2 separate regions of the Homo sapiens genome follow, and region 1 is linked to region 2. Evidence: read pairs that join two places in POLR2A ChIA-PET (ENCODE). Cell type or tissue: IMR-90. All regions are shown on one strand. Links, peaks and the distances in the headings refer to the core of each region. The heading gives the core; the rest is flanking DNA.

Region 1 (7,915 bases), core at 3,582-6,081, 600 kb after region 2:
TCGTCCAGCCCCATACTCCTTTTTTTAAAGAAAGAAAAAGACGTTTAAAAATATACTATCTTATTTTTGGATACTGTTAAAATCTAGCCTCAATTTTAAAGAAAGAAAGAATTTTACAAAGTTAACCCAACAGTCTCTTTTCTTACTCAGTCTCAGCAGCACTCCCTCCCAGGGGCCCCTCCCTTCAACTTCCACCTCACAGCCTGGGCTAGGTCTGTCCCCACCTCACAGGCCACTCTGTCTCCTGCAAGCTGAGGCTCCATCTCCACAGACCTCTCACCTTGAGAGCCCTGAGGACCCACTCTTGAGATCTCCCCGAGCCATACTCTCCCATAGAGGTCCTCCCTCCATCAGATGTCAAATGCCCTCATCTAGGGCCCCATGACAACTCTCACGTCCATCCCCAGGCAGACCCTCTGGCCTGTTTGACAGTTCCATTTGAATTTCTCACAGACATCCTAAACTGTTCATTTTAACATGACAGTGAAAAGGAATGTCTCCTTCCCATCCTATCACTTAGCCACCCATTTGCCCTTCCGCCCGTTTGCCCTCCTGGAGGGCCACCAACCACTGTTACCAGTCTCAGAAAAGTCCAGACAAATATATTGCTTTCTTTTTTTTCTTTCTTTTTTTTTTTTTTTGAGACGCAGTCTCCCTCTGTTGCCCAGGCTGGAGTGTAGTGGCGTGATCTCGGCTCAATACAACCTCCGCCTCCTGGGTTCAAGCGATTATCCTGCCTCAGCCGCCCCAGTATCTGGGGTTACAGGTACGCACCAGCACACCCAGCTAATTTTTGTATTTTTAGTAGAGATGGGGTTTCACCATGTTGGTCAGGCTGGTCTCGAACTCCTGACCTCGTGATCTGCCTGCCTCAGCCTCCCAAAGTGCTGGGATTACAGGCGTGAGCCACCACGCTCGGCCTCACAAAGATATTCTATAGAACGATTCTGTATCTTGATTGTGGGAGTGGTTACATGAATTTATGCATGGGATAAAACTGCATAATACTACACACACACACATACACACACAGGCACGCACAACCACACACACACAAGTGCTGCTTAAAACCCAGTGAGGCCCATAGTTTGGTTAACAGTATTATACTAATGTCAATTTCCTGGTTGTGACAGTGTGCTACAGTTATATGTCACCATTGAAGGAAGAGGGGGTGAAGGGTTCATGGGACTCCATGTACTACTTTTGAAACTTCCTGTGAGTCTATAATTATTTCAAAATAAAAAGGTAAAAGTATTCTGTGTATATGTTTGTTTGTTTTTATTTTTTTTTTGAGACAAACTCTCGCTCTGTCACCCAGGCTGGAGTGCAATGGCACAATCTCCAGCCTCCGCTTCCTGGGTTCAAGCAATTCTACTGCCTCAGCCTCCCAAGTAGCTGGGATTACAGGCGCACGTCACCAGGCCTGGCTAATTTTTGTATTTTTGTAGAGATGGGGTTTCACCATGTTGGCCAGGCTGGTCTTGAACTCCTGACCTCAGGTGATCGGCCTGCCTTGGCCTCCCAAAGTGCTGGAATAACAGGCATGAGCCACTGCGCCCGGCCGTGCATATGTTCTTTTTTATTCAAACTGGAGCTACCAGTGAGTTCTGTACCCCACTGTCTTTATGTAGTATCTAATCAGTGTGTTCGTTTTCAAAACACACAGCGTTCCATGATATGGTTGTACCATAATTTTACCAGGCCTCTGGTGATGGACCTTCTGGTTGTTTCCAATCTTTAAAGGTCACCATGTACACAGGGCATTTCATACACATCTAAGTATCCCTTTAAAGAACTTTTATAGGATAGGCCAGCCATGGTGGCTCACACCTGTAATCCCAGCACTTTGGGAGGCCGAGGCAGGCAGATCACTTGAAGTCAGGAGTTCCAGACCAGCCCAGCCAACATGGTGAAACCCCATCTCTACTAAAAATACAAAAATTAACCGGGTGTGGAGGCATACACCTGTAATCCCAGCTACTCGAGACGCTAAGGCAGGAGAATAGCTAGAACCCGGGAGGTGCAGGCTGCAGCGAGCAAAGATCATGCCACTGCATTCCACCTGAACCACAGAGTGAGACTCCATCTCAAAAAAAAAAAAAAAAAAAAAAAGAATTTCTAAAGGATAAAGGGCATATGTATTTGTTTATTTTGCCAGCTATTGACACAATACACCAAATGATTCTCCCACCAACAATGCAGAGGATTCCTGGTTCCCCACTTCACCCAGGCATCAAATGTGTGCATCCTTGTGAACCAAAAAAGTGAGAAACAGTGTGGCAATGTGATGAGGCCATGTTTGTTTTAATCTATCATTAGCAAGGCTCAGCGTCCTTTCAAATTTAAGAATCATCTGTACTTCCTTGTCTGTGAATTGTTTGCTCATACCCTCTGCTCATTTTTCTTCCAGGCTGAGCTTTACTTATTTATGGAAGCTCTTTATATGTTGAGGAAAATAGTCCTTTCTGATGTTATTGGTATTTTTTCCAATTTGATGTCAATCTTTTGACTTTGGTTATTTTTGACAGCAAAGGTGTTGTTGTCGTCGTCGTTATTATTGTTGTTTGAGACGGAGTTTCACTCTTATTGCCCAGGCTGGAGTGCAATGGCACGATCTCGGCTCATTGCAACCTCCGCCTCCCAGGTTCAAGCGATTCTTCTGCCTCAGCCTCCCGAGTAGCTGTGATTACAGGCACACGCCAAAACGCCCGGCTAATTTTGTATTTTTAGTAGAGATGAGGTTTCTTCATGTTGGTCCAGCTGGTCTTGAACTCCCGACCTCAGGTGATCTGCCCACCTCGGTCTCTCCCAGGAGGCAGAGGTTGCAGTGAGCCAAGATTGCGCCACTGCACTCCAGCCTGGGCCACAGAGCAACATTCTGCCTCAAAAATAAATAGATAAATAAAACAAGTAAAAAATAAAAATAAAAATCAGCCCAGACTGGTGGCACCTGCTTGTATGTAGTCTCAGCTACTCAGAGGCTAAGGGAGGAAGATCGCTTAAGCCCAGGTCTTCAAGGCTCAGCAAGCTATAATCACACCACTGCACTCCAGCCTGGGGTACAGAGCAAGACCCTGTCTCTAAAATAAATTTTTAAAACACACACACACACACACACACACACACACACACACACACACATCCCAATGCTTGCACTCTGCTTAAGACCCTTCAGCAGTTGCTTGGGACGCTGGATGAAGCCTTGCCTCCGTACGGTGACCTAGCAGACCCCCATCCCCAAGCCACGCAGCTCCTGCCTCCCCCAGCTTCACACATGAGGCTCCCGTCACACTGACCTTTTAAGAGCTCCCAGAACAAGTCAGGCACTCCATGCTTCTAAGTCACTGTGTTTGTTGTTCCCTCTGCCCAAAATACACTTCCCAGCTCTTCACAGAGCTGCCTCCCTTTCATCCATCCACAAGTGGGCTTAAATAACACTGTTAGGTACCTTCCCTTGCCACCCTAAATTGCTGCCTCACCCCAGTCTCACCCCTCTTATTCACTTCAGCAGGTACCTGCTACTTCTCATGCTTCATTGTAAGAACAAGATCTGGGTCCAGCTCAACAAATACTTGAACAAAGAATGAAGTAAGCAGCCCAGTGTAAAGAGAATGCCTCATACAAAGTTCAGAGGCCCAGGAGATAGAAGCTGGTAAAACCATTCACAAGAAGCAAGCGTGAAGAAGGAGGGTGCCCAGCAGGAAATGACTGCATGCAAACAGAGCTGGTTATAGTGGGGCTTGGCCCCCAACCCTTTGGGGAAACAAGGTGGGAAGTGAATCAATATAGTGGGAACTGCCTGGAGACAGCGACGGAAAAAAACCTGAAACCATAAGGGATTCCTCAAGATATACAATGACAAGTTTCACTGATCCCCTCTTCTCCTAAATAAAAAAGAATTCCAGGGAAGAAGGCACTTTGTTTTTTTGTTTTGTCTTTGAGACAGTGTCTCCCTGTGTTGCCCAGGCTGCAGTACAGTGGCACAACCATAGCTCACTGCAGCCTCAACCTCCAGAGCTCAATCTTCCCATCTCAGCCTCCCAAGTAGCTGGAACTACAAGCACATGCCACTATACCTGAATAATTTTTGTATTTTTTGTAGAGACAGAGTCCCACTATATTGCCCAGGCTGTTCTCAAACTTCCAGGCTCAAGCAATCCACCCACCTTAGCCTCCCAAAGTATTGGGATTACAGGCGTGACCTGTGTCTGGCCCAAGGAGAGATACTTTGAACAGTTCATTTTAAAGCAAGAAACTCAATTAAATAAGAATTTCATTAAATTAACTGAACTCTTACAAACTGGAATATCATCTCTCTGGGATCAGCTGATTTAAAATTTGTTACTAATCTTGAAGTTATGTAAGATCTCAAGGTATCCTGGATCTTCAGAACTCCCTTACTATTTACTCAGTGCCTGGTAGGTTAAACTCATTATCCCAAAGTCTAGTACAATGTTGGTAACTAGACAAATAAATCCACATCCATGAGCTTTTGACCTTACATGGTAACTTTAGAAACTAGCTCACATTAACAGAAGACATCAAGGTAAGGGAAATGTGACTGCAACATACTGAGACAGAAATAGTAGCTCTTACTGGACTCCAGGCACTGTTCTACATGCTTTATACGTATTAAGTCATTTAATCCTCCTGCTAACCTTAAGTGACAGGTACTATAAAGAAACTGAAATACAGATAAGTGACGCAGCTGGCCCAGGATTACACCTAGGAAGTAGCAGAGCTCAATTTCAAAGGCAGACAGCCTGGCTCCAAGCCTGAGAGCCTATCCACCTGGCTCTTCTGCACATTACGTGCCAAAGACGCCTGGAGGGGAGTGAGCATCTGTCTAGGGTGGCCCTGGGCTGGGCTCTGAAAGACAAATATGGCTCTGATGAACAGGTGGGCACTTTAAAGCCATTCAGGAGAAATGAAAGAAACACACGCATGCGTGTGCACTTGTGTACACAAAAAGATATGCTCAACAGACGTCATTTAATGCAACTCAGACAAAGCAGAGGGCTTTCACAGGAATGCAGTAGGCCAGGAGTCTGGACATCACTCCAGGGAAAATCTTTCAAGGGGATCTGCTCCACCCAGAACATAATGTATTTAAATACAAATAATATTAAAACAGCCTTACTTACAAGATGTACTAACACAGGACCAAAGTCTCCCAGTGAAGGCAGTGCAGAGGTCACCTAGCACAGCATTTGTACTTTTGCCTAAAAAGGTATCCCTACATTTCAAGTGAAAAATTACAGGCTGGGTGCAGTGGCTCATGCCTGTAATCCCAACATTTTAGGAGGCTGAGGTGGGAGGATCGCTTCAGGCCAGGAGTTTGAGACCAGCCTAGGCAACATAGGAGACCCCATCTCTATAAAAATGTTTAAAAAATTAAATGGGCATGGTGGTGTACACTGTAGTGCCAGCTACTCGGGAGACTGAGGCAGAAGGATTGCTTGAGGCCAGGAGTTTGAGGTCACAGCAAACTATGACTATGCCACTATACTCCAACCTGGGTGTCAGAGCAAGATCCTGTCTCAAAAAAAAGGGGGTGGGGGGGAGGAAAAATGATACATTCCACTCCATATTCAATTCTATCCCCAGACTGAAGCCTGTGTAATATTAATAGCTTTAAAACAACAACTACAAAGTAGTTAAAGTATCATTATTGTCATCCTTAATTGGCAACAGTATATTAACTGGCTCTTGCAACACTTACAAAAGCACCTGGGGCACAAGGCAAGCCTCAGAAGGCTGCAAACCCAGATGATAAGACATTAAAGTTGTTGAAGCTCCTATTGGATACTTTATGAAACAGTTTCTCCCTTTTACTGAAAAGGAAAATTTCATGAGAGACAGTATGCCAAACAACAGCAGGAAGGTAATGTTACATTTTGGCTGGAGTTCTTCCCCCCACAGGAACTATTCACTTTGAAATTGCTGTCAGATTTCAGATTCAGTAAGATACAAAGTCTGTGAAGAGCCTGAAGAGCCTCCCTCTGCGAAGAGGCTCCGCCTGCCAAGAGCCTCCCTCGGCACCCACGCCCTGCTAAGTGGTGGTTCCCAGGAACATCTCATCTTATCTATGACCTCTGTATGGAAGAACTCAACAGGAATATTTCATGTAAAAGCTTCATGACAAATGATTTGCCTGGGGACACTGATACCACCACGATGTACCCAAGACCGCCAGCCGATGAAGTCTTCCCAACCAAGTAACCCCAACACACTCTCACCTTCTTACCAAATGTGCCAGATTAATGTCCTGCTCCAAATTCAGGCCTTTTCAGAAAACATAAAGCTTCCCGCTTTCTATTTGTGAAAAAGTAACCTCGTTGCTTTACATAAACGAAAATCACCTCATTTAATATGCCTTTTGTGTACATGTAAATTAAAACGTTATCACTAGCAGTAATTTTTAAACTTCTGGATTAATACTTTAATACTTCTCTCCTCCTTAAAAATTATCTAAAATTTCTTCTTGATTTGCCAACACCTCACACTTTAAGTAATTTTCATAAGGATTCTGGAGAAAAATATTTTCACTAGAAAAAAAACAAAACAAAACAGAACACTTCCAGACGTTATCCAGAAGACAAAAGTTTGCTCACATCATACTGTCTCTAGAAAGCCCTTTCTAGGGTATCTGTGGCAACAGGATACAGACGTCTTTTGTTTCTTTCTTCCTTTACTGAAATGCTCAAAACTTTCCAACAGTCACTCTCACCATCCCTGGAGTTGAGAGTTTCTATAATTGATTCTCTTCCACTTACAATGACAATTTAACCCACCCCAACTGGCAGGTTTTAAAATCAGTCAAAACTAAGAATTGTGGAACAATGTGGCTGACAAGCCACCATTCTTATTTGCAAAAACTGACAGAATCTGGGGAATGGGAAGGAAAGAGGGTGTAGGTCTGTGTAAAACCCCCAACGAAAAGTCACAGTAACATGAAGAAAGGCAGGAATTCTCCACTTCGTTTGGATGGCAGAAAATCAACGGGCTCTTTGTAGAATAAACACACACACACAAACACACACGCACAAATATTGATAATATTGAGCCTCAACAACTCATGATCTCATCCTGAGACAAACCTCATACAACTATTTGTAGCCTCCAGCATACAGCAGATAGGGAAAATTTTTCAACAGGGAAAATACTGTCCATTAACTTGAATTATTCTGCAAATTAGGACAAGACCCATTGTGCAATTCAGTTCAACAGTTTGGCTCAGTATGAGAAGGAAGAGGCAGTGGATTCTTTGAGAGCTTAAGGGAAGGAGGCCACATGCCATCAGAGAAGCAGGAAAGATAAGCAGATAGACATGTCTTCTCAGGGCCACCACCCATTCAGATGCCCCAGCTGCGCGCTGTCCAGTCGAAATATTGTACAAAATATATTACACAAAATAAGCCATACGTGTCATTGTATGTATGTATGTATGTACGCATGTATGTGGAGAGGGAGTCTCGCTCTGTTGCCCAGGGAGGAGTGCAGTGGCACAATCTCGGCTCACTGCAACCTCTGCCTCCCGGTTCAAACGATTCTCCTGCCTCAGCCTCCCCAGTAGCTGGGATTACAGGCGCCTGCCACCACGCCTGGCTGATTTTTGTATTTTTACTAGAGACGGGGTTTCTCCATGTTGGCCAGGCTGGTCTCGGAATTCCTGACCTCAGGTGATCCACACACCTCGGCCTCCCAAAGTGCTGGGATTACAGACGTTGAGCCACCCCGCCCGGCCCGTATATGTCATTTTAAATTTCCAAATAGCCACACTAAAAAAAGAGAAAAAGAAAAGCAGTGAGATTAACTTTTGTTTTTTTATTTGTTTGTTTTGAGACAGTGTCCCAGGCTGGAGCACAAAGGCACAATCTCAGCTCACCGAAGCCTCAATCTCCTGGGCTCAAGG
Region 2 (7,915 bases), core at 2,497-4,996:
TCACTGCAGCCTCGAACTCCCAGGCTCAAGCGATCCTGCCGCCTCAGCCTCCGGAGCATCTGGGACTACGGGCGTGCGCCAGCACACTTGGTAATTTAGTTTTTTTTGTCTCACTATGTTGCCCAGGCTGATCTTGAACTCCTGGCCTAAAGTGATTATCCTGCCTCAGGCTCCCAAAGTGCTGGGATTACAGGCATGAACCGCAGTGCCCAGCCTATAAATCTATATATCTATACCTGCCTACCTATCTACCTACCTATCTGTATCTCCTGTTGGTTCTGTTTCTCTGAAGAATCCTGACTGATACAGCACCCAAAATAAGAAGCCAGCCTGGCCCACCTCTGCAGCCCACCCTGGCTACACCCCACCACTTGGAGCACACAAGCCCTCTGCCCTGTCCTGGAAGACCCCTCAACTGATTCCCCTCCCAGGACCTTGGCACCTGCCTTTCCTCCCTCCAGCCCCCTCCCCAACCTCTGCACCTGCACCCATCCTCTGTCGTTATCCTCCGTCCACAGAATCAGTGTTACTTCCAGGGACTATTCTGACGTCAGACCCCTGCTTTCCTCCATCAGCAGCTGCCACCCATTTCTTTCCTGGCGTTTGTCACACCTCAAAGGATTTTTGTTTCTTTGCCATGAGCAAAATCTCATGGCTTTCGTTTGGGGAACCCCTGACATCAGAGGCCTGAAAGGAGGACACAGTGCTGCTGGTTTATTTGGGTAGTGGCCCCAGGAAGCTGGAGTGGGAGCTGGGAGAGAAGGGCAGGAGGCCAGTAGACAGGGCACAGCTGGCCTGGTCACCGCCAGACACTGCTGGGGGCACTTGATACTCAGCCTCTCTGGAGCCCCTCTGCAGAGCTGCATAGATGAGCCTTGGGACTGGTCCTGGGAGGGGCAGGAGGTCAGGCATTTATCCCCCAACTCTCATGCCCTGTTGGCTGAGGACTGTCCCATGCCATGAAGGTCCTGCTTCCTCCCAGCTGCCTCGCCTGGAGCCGAGATGGCTCCTGAGTGAGCTCCTCATTTGGACAGAAAATTGGAGACTCAACAGGCACATGGGCTGGAAGACTGGTGGGGGCCTGGGGACCTGGAGTGGATGCAGGGAGGCGCTACCAGACCCCAAACACAGTAGCCACACCCCCCAAACCAGAGGTTACAAATGGGCAGCCCCTGGGTCCAGTGCAGCCCCTCTGTGTGTTCCGTTTGGCCATCAAAGGCTTTTAAAAGAACCATTGAGCCAAGATTTTAAACGTCGGGGATCTGGTACAAATACCTGGATTCCTGGCTTCTCTTTAAAAATCACATGTGAGGATCTTGGGCCCTTGTCCACCTGGATAGAAGTACGGACCAGTCTTTGGCAGGTGTGGGCTCCCCACCCTGTCAGCTCCCCCAACACCTGGGCCTAGGGGCAGACTGGTGATCGGTGGCTGGTACAGTATTTTCTCCTTACCCTGACCCCTTCACCTCCAGTAGCCCTTCCGAACCCCTGGGTCAGGTGCAGGGAGCTCAATATTTGATTAGCCCAGCCCCTGTGGGTAAACTGAGGCCACCCTCCTGAGCACTCTCCGCTGCTACCCGCATGTCCCCTCCCCAAGAAGGCAGCTAAAAATATTCAAGTTGCTGCCCTATGGGCCGAGACCCAGGGCCTCCTCACTCTCTCATTCCACCTCCGCCTGTGTGCCTGCTTGGGCTGCATCCTGGGGACACAGAGGTGACCTGAACACAGCCATTGCCCTCACAAAGGACAGGATCTAACAACAGACAGGCAGACCATGACTTCCCAGCTGTGGCATCTGCACACAGGGCACAGAAACTAACTTCTTAGGCCTCCATTTCCTCATCTGGAAAATGGGTCGCTCCCTGGGTTCCCTCTCCCCATTTGCATGCCCCAGCGGATGGTAGGAACCACTCCGCTTGTTCATTCAATCCCCGTGTTTGTTCTTTGGCTCCACTCTGCAGCACTAGCTCCCGGGCCAGGCTGGGCGTGGCGTAGATGGAAGATGGTAAAGAAGCCAGCTAGAAAGGCAGGAACGCAGCGTGACGGTGCCATACCCAGAGGGCCTGCCTGGGCAGCCCCCAGAGGCCTTCAAAGCTACACTGGAGAGCTTGGCCGAGGGACCAATGGCAATGGCACACACTGAAGTGTTTTACACAAAAAAAACCGCCTGGCTGGATGTGGCTGGCAAGAAGATGGCCGGAGCTGCAGGTGACGAGTGATCAAGAGGAGCCCATGGCAGTGGGGACAGGTCACAGCTGAAGTGGGTGACCTGCAACATGTTCAGCAGGTAAAATTGACAGGTTTGGTCGGACTGGCCACAAGGGAGAGGACGGGTAAAGGACAGCTCTTGGTCTCTGGCCAGGCCGGCGGCTCAACAAGTGTCCAAACAAACCATCCGTGTGCCCGGTGTCTACCTGAGCTGCCGTCACCTCTTCCTTTGCCGGGTTTCATTTTTCTCTTTTGCTGTGTTGCTGCAACTGGTTGCCAAAAGGACTGCACAGCTCTCCTGGCAATTTGGCAAAGTCTAGAACAACAGTATTTCCCATAATCTCACCATTAAAGGACAACCCTTGTGGACATCCTGGCAGATTTCTTTCTGGTCTTTTTTCTATGCATTTTAGAATTGAAATAACACAGTGGGTGTCATTTCATGTCATGCTTTTGACCCAGCGTGACATGATATGGTTCATCATTTCTCCACGATCCTGGAAACTCCATTTTTTTTTTTTTTTTTTGAGATGGAGTCTCATGCTGTTGCCTAGGCAGGAGTGCAGTGGTGCCATCTCAGCTCACCGCAACCTCTGCCTCCCGGGTTCAGGCAATTCTCCTGCCTCGGTGTCCTGAGTAGCTGGGATTACAGGCATGCACCAACATGCCCGGCTAATTTTTGTATTTTTAGTAGAGATGGGTTTTCCCCATGTTGCCCTGCCTCATCTCAAACTCCTGGGCTCAAGCAATTTGCCCACCTCAGCCTCCCAAAGTGCTGGGATTACAGGTGCGAGCCACTGAGTCTGGCCATGGAAACTCCATTTCTAAAGTGTGTAACAAGTTCTGCTGCAGGGAATGTATCCCTGTGGCTAGCTGTGCACCCTCATGGTCTATCCACATTTTATATTACCTCCCCAGAAGAGGTCCTGAGCATGGGAATTACTAGATCATAGAAAGGTAAACCATCTTAAGACTCTGGCTACAAATTGCCAGATTGCTTTCCAAAAATATTGGACCACTGACACTCTCACCAGCGATGTACACAAGTGCCCATCTCACCACAGCCTCCCCACCGCCAAATGTTGTACATTTTAAATCTTTCCCGATTTACAGCCCAGCTCAGAGTTCACCTCCTCTGAGAAGCCTCCTCAGATTTCCCCTCTCCATCCTCGACATTCCCACAGCCAGCGGCCCCCCTCCCTCCACTTGTCCCTAGTCCATCCCAGCTGGAGGTCTGACGTTCCAGGGCTGGAGTCTCCTCTGATCCAGGTGAGGCCCCCAGCAGCTTCCCAGCCTCAATCAGCCTGCATATTTTGAGTCTCTTGTAGATGGTGGGAAGCCTTCTAGTAGTATCATCTTCTTTTACAGAACAGCAACTGAGACCCAGACCAGGGAGGCTGAGTGACTGATCCTGAGTCACACAGCTATGAGGCAGTGTTGCTGCAGCTAAAATAGCAGCAAAAACTCCCACTTAATGGGCACTTCCTCCAGGCCAGGCTTAGCTAAGCAGTTTCTAAGCCTAATCGGAGTTCATACTCCCAATAACCTTGCTGCGCTGGGACTATTATTATCCCCATGTTACAGATGGCGGACCCTTGAACCAGGGCCACTTGGCTGAGAAGCGAAGTCCCCCCTGGGACTTGGACCTAAAATCTGAAGTCGGCAGTGCCTTGAGCAGGAGTCCACGAGCCTGGTCCAGTGCCCTGGGCCTGGCATCCTTTGCCTCTCACAGAGCAGATACAGGCAGCCAAAGACAGAAGGAGCCCCCACCCCACACCGTGACCAGGGCCAGAGCAGGCCTTGTGCCAGCTCCAGGTGCCACAGCAGGGCACCTGCCCCACCCCGCCCCCACCTTGGGTTGCCCTGCAGATTCACAGGAACAGCCTGGAGCCCACCCAATCTCAGTGGCTTCTCTCGAACATGCTTATCTCCCACCCCTTATTGACTTGGGGCTTTTCCTGCCAATCTGCCCAAGCGGGAACAGCCCTTTTCAGAGTAACTGCTGCCAAAATCCATTGGCGCAGCGCACCGTCTGCCTGGGCCTTGATGGCATCTGTCATGAGAGGTGGGAACTAGAAAGCCCCATCCTCGGGCCCCTCCCCAGGAGGCTTCAGCAGGTGGAGAGGGAAGGCTTGGCTTCTCCCAGGACTTGAACATTGATCCAGCAAAACTTAGCTGGGCACAGTGGCTCACATCTGTAATCCCAGCACTTTTGGGAGTCTGAGGTGGGAGAATCACTTGAGCCCAGGAGTTTGAGACCAGCCTGACCAACATGGCGAAACCCCATCTCTACTAAAAATACAAAAAATAGCTGGGTGTGGTGGCATGCGCCTGTAGTCCCAACTACTCAGGTGGCTGAGGCATGAGAATCGCCTGAACACAGGAGACGGAGGTTGCAGTGAGCTGAGATCATGTCACTGCACTCCAGCTTGGGTGATAGAGTGGCACTTTGTCTAAAAAAACAAAAAACAAACAAACAAAAAACGTTGACTGAGCACATACTGTGTACCAGACACTGTACAGGTCACTAGGGAGGCAGCAGTAAATGACTCAGACAAGGGAGGGAAGGACCTCCCAGCAGGGGACATAGGCAACAAAGAAAATTAAAAATAGGTAAATTCTATAAAAATACAGCCAAGGAAGGGGGATCAGCAGGCCAGTAAGGGGAAGAAAGGAGCTACCGTTTTAAACCAGGAGGTCAGGGAAGGTTGTTCTGAGAAAGGACTTTGAGCAGAGATTGAAGGAGGTGAGTGAGAGAACCTCATGGATGTCTGGGGTGACAGCACCCCAGGCAGAGGGAACAGCCAGTGCAAAGGCCCTGGAGCACCCTGGAGGAGCTGCGAGCACTGGCATGGCTGGAGAGGAGCTAGGGAGAGTAAGGGTAGAGGTGTCAGAGCAATGATGGGGAAGACCGGGGAGGCCACAGAGGATACCTTGGCCTCTCCTCTGAGAAGGATGGGGAGCCCTGGAGGACTGGGGGGAGAGGGCTGTGGCACAACCTAGGTTTTAACAGGGCCACTCAGACCTCTGCTTGGAGAACACCCTGGGGCAGGGTGAGGGTGGAGGCCAGGAGGTCAGCTAGAAGGTGACTGCCAAAAGTCCAGCTTACCAGTCTCACAGGGGAGGGCTCCCAGAGACATGCACACACACACACACACACACACACACACACACACACACAGGTGTGCAATGCATGTGTGTACCCGTATGTACACACATGTACAGAGAGACCCTGGGGCTAGACAAGCATGGTTTTAACTCCTGATTCTACAACCAACTTTCTGTGTGACCAAGAGCAAGTGACTGGACATCTCTGAACTTCAGTTTCCCCTCCTGCAAGATGGAAGTTCAGACACCTTCTTTCCAGAGTGCCTGTGTGCAAAGTCTGCACACCAGCTTCACCAAGAGGGGTCATGAGTGGCTGGCCCCCAGCAGGCACTCCTACAGTGACCCTTTTCTCCTTGACATGCCACAAGATTGGTGAATAAACCAGTTGCCCTTGTCTCTGGCTTCAGGGAGTGGCTACTGAGAGGTGCCTTGCAGTCCCATGACCCTCTGGGCAGGATTGTCCCAGGCTGGGCAGGGGGCTGAAGAAGCTACCACTGCCTTTAGGGAGCTGCAGTCTCTGGACAGGCAGCCCCATGAGCAGCCCCAGTGCAGGGTCCAGCCACCCACCTAGGACACTCCAGGCTCAGTGGCTACTCACAGAGCTTCCTCTCATGCTTTTCAGCTGTGAGAAGGTGATTGTGAGAAACACTTTCTAAAAGCCAAGCCTATCCTTTGTTATTCTACTTCCCTTTGTTATTCCACAAACAAAAATCACCATCATCATTTTGTCTTCCCTGGCATCATCTTCATCATCTTTTTTTTTTTTTTTTTTTTTAGACGGAGTCTGGCTCTGTCGGCTAGGCTGGAGTGTAGTGGCATGATTTCGGCTCACTGCCACCTCCACCTCCCAGGTTCAAGCGATTCTCCTGCCTCAGCCTCCTGAGTAGCTGGGATTACAGGCAAGTACCACCACCACCAGCTAGTTTTTTGTATTTTTAGTAGAGATAGGGGTTCATCATGTTGGTCAGGCTGGTCTTGAACTCTTGACTTCAGGTGATCCACCTGCCTCAGTCTCTCAAAGTGCTGGGATTACAGGTGTAAGCCATGGTGCCTGGCCCATCTGCATCATAACTTTTCTTCTTTCTCCTCTTCCTCTCTTCCCCTTCCTCTTCATCCTCTTCCTCTTCTTCTTTCTCTTCATCATCAGTCATTATCATGATGATCATCTTTTCCTCCTCCTCTAACTCCTCCTCTTCCTCCTCCTCATCTTTTCCTTCTTTGCCTCCCTCTTCCTCCTCATCCTGCTCTTCTTCTTCTTCCTCCTCTTCCTCCTCTTCCTCCTCTTCTCCTCCTCCTCCTTCCTTCTTCCTTCTTCTTCCTCCTCTTCTTTTTGGAGATGGGATCTCACTCTGTCACCAAGGCTGGAGTACAGTGGTGCAATCTCAGCTCACTGTAACTGCTGTCTCCCAGGCTCAAGGGATTCTTCCACCTCAGCCTCCCAAGTAGCTGGGAGGTGCACACCATCACATCTGGCTAACTTTTGTGTTTTTTTGTACAGACAGGGTCTCACCATGTTGCCCAGGTAGGTCTCAAACTCCTGGCCTGAAGCAGTCCTCCCACCTTGGCCTTTCAAAGTACTGGGATTATAGGTGTGAGTCACCACACTGGCCTTGTTTTATTTTCATTGCATTTATTTAGTTACCTGCTATTTGTGGCAAGCTGGGCTGGTGTTCTGCTTGTAGAGTATTGTGGGATGTACTTTTAAGTTGAAATTACCTTTTAAAATTGTTGCGTTTTAAATAAATTGTTAAATAATGGTGCTCAGCCATGGTTCAACCACAGAAGTGGTACTTTAAAGGCTTGAATTAGAAGAAGGATGGCCCACAAGTTAGACCTGAGCCCCTTAGCCTGGCAGTCTAATCGCTGGACTGTTGATTCACTTTTCAACTATCTTAGCCTCCGAGAGGCTCTTCATTACCTTGACATTTGCTATTTTGTGTTTCAGAGCCTTTGCAGGCGATTTCTTGGGCCTGGTGAACTCATGCATCCTTCAAAGCCCTGCTCAAGCCTCAGCTCCCTGGGGAAGCAGGTCCAGGCTTCTGTGAGTTGTTGGGAGCCCCTCAGCTCTGCCCCCTGTAGACCTTTGTTCATGGTTTTTGGGGTCAGTCACCCTGAGTGCCTGCCCAGCAGCCACATGCATGTCTCTGCCCATAGAGCCCCATTGTGTACACCAGGCACTGAGCCCAGCACCAAGGGAGAAATCATCGCCATCCTCTTTTCCTTCCAGTGATTGGTCCAGGGGGTAAGCATGTGACCTTCTTTTACCCAGTGAGATATAAGGAGTAGGGGAATTTTGGATGGAGAGGGGAGAGCTTCCTGAAAAGATTTTCCTCCCTGACAAATTAAAGATCCTGGAAGAGAAAGATATTTTCCCCCCTCAGGATCTATTCTCCTAAGGAGGTGATGTATGGGGCTGGGGCAGCCATGTTAGAACCATGAGGCACAGAAGCCACAGCAAGAACAGGGGCTGTCTCGTGCCAAAGCAAGCTCAAGGGGGCAGATGGAGGGCAGAGGTTCAGAGGGTTGGGAGCCTGGGGGTCAGGCTGGGATAGGGTGATGGATAGGCAGACCCCAGGCCAAGGGAGGGAGAGGAGCTGAA

Evidence for each region. Peaks named below come from ENCODE experiments on the same cell type or tissue, not always from the same donor. Only the 100,000 strongest peaks of a DNase experiment are listed, where the experiment ranks them.
Region 1: POLR2A ChIA-PET joins it to region 2 with 11 read pairs; 1 of 35 experiments calls an interaction of 5 or more read pairs at or near these places.

Annotation. Positions count from the first base shown.
Region 1 is chr16:11,787,991-11,795,905 of GRCh38, forward strand. All of the region lies in intron 1 of ZC3H7A (zinc finger CCCH-type containing 7A), which reads right to left. Among named protein-coding and RNA genes, the nearest start is that of ZC3H7A, 5.3 kb to the right of the region's middle. RefSeq lists an enhancer at 194-453. In IMR-90, for the core only: no CTCF peak of the experiment used is centred there; no DNase peak of the experiment used is centred there; H3K27ac peaks cover 79 bases.
Region 2 is chr16:11,187,159-11,195,073 of GRCh38, forward strand. No RefSeq gene overlaps it. Among named protein-coding and RNA genes, the nearest start is that of SOCS1, 65 kb to the right of the region's middle. In IMR-90, for the core only: no CTCF peak of the experiment used is centred there; a DNase peak (open chromatin) is centred at 3,633.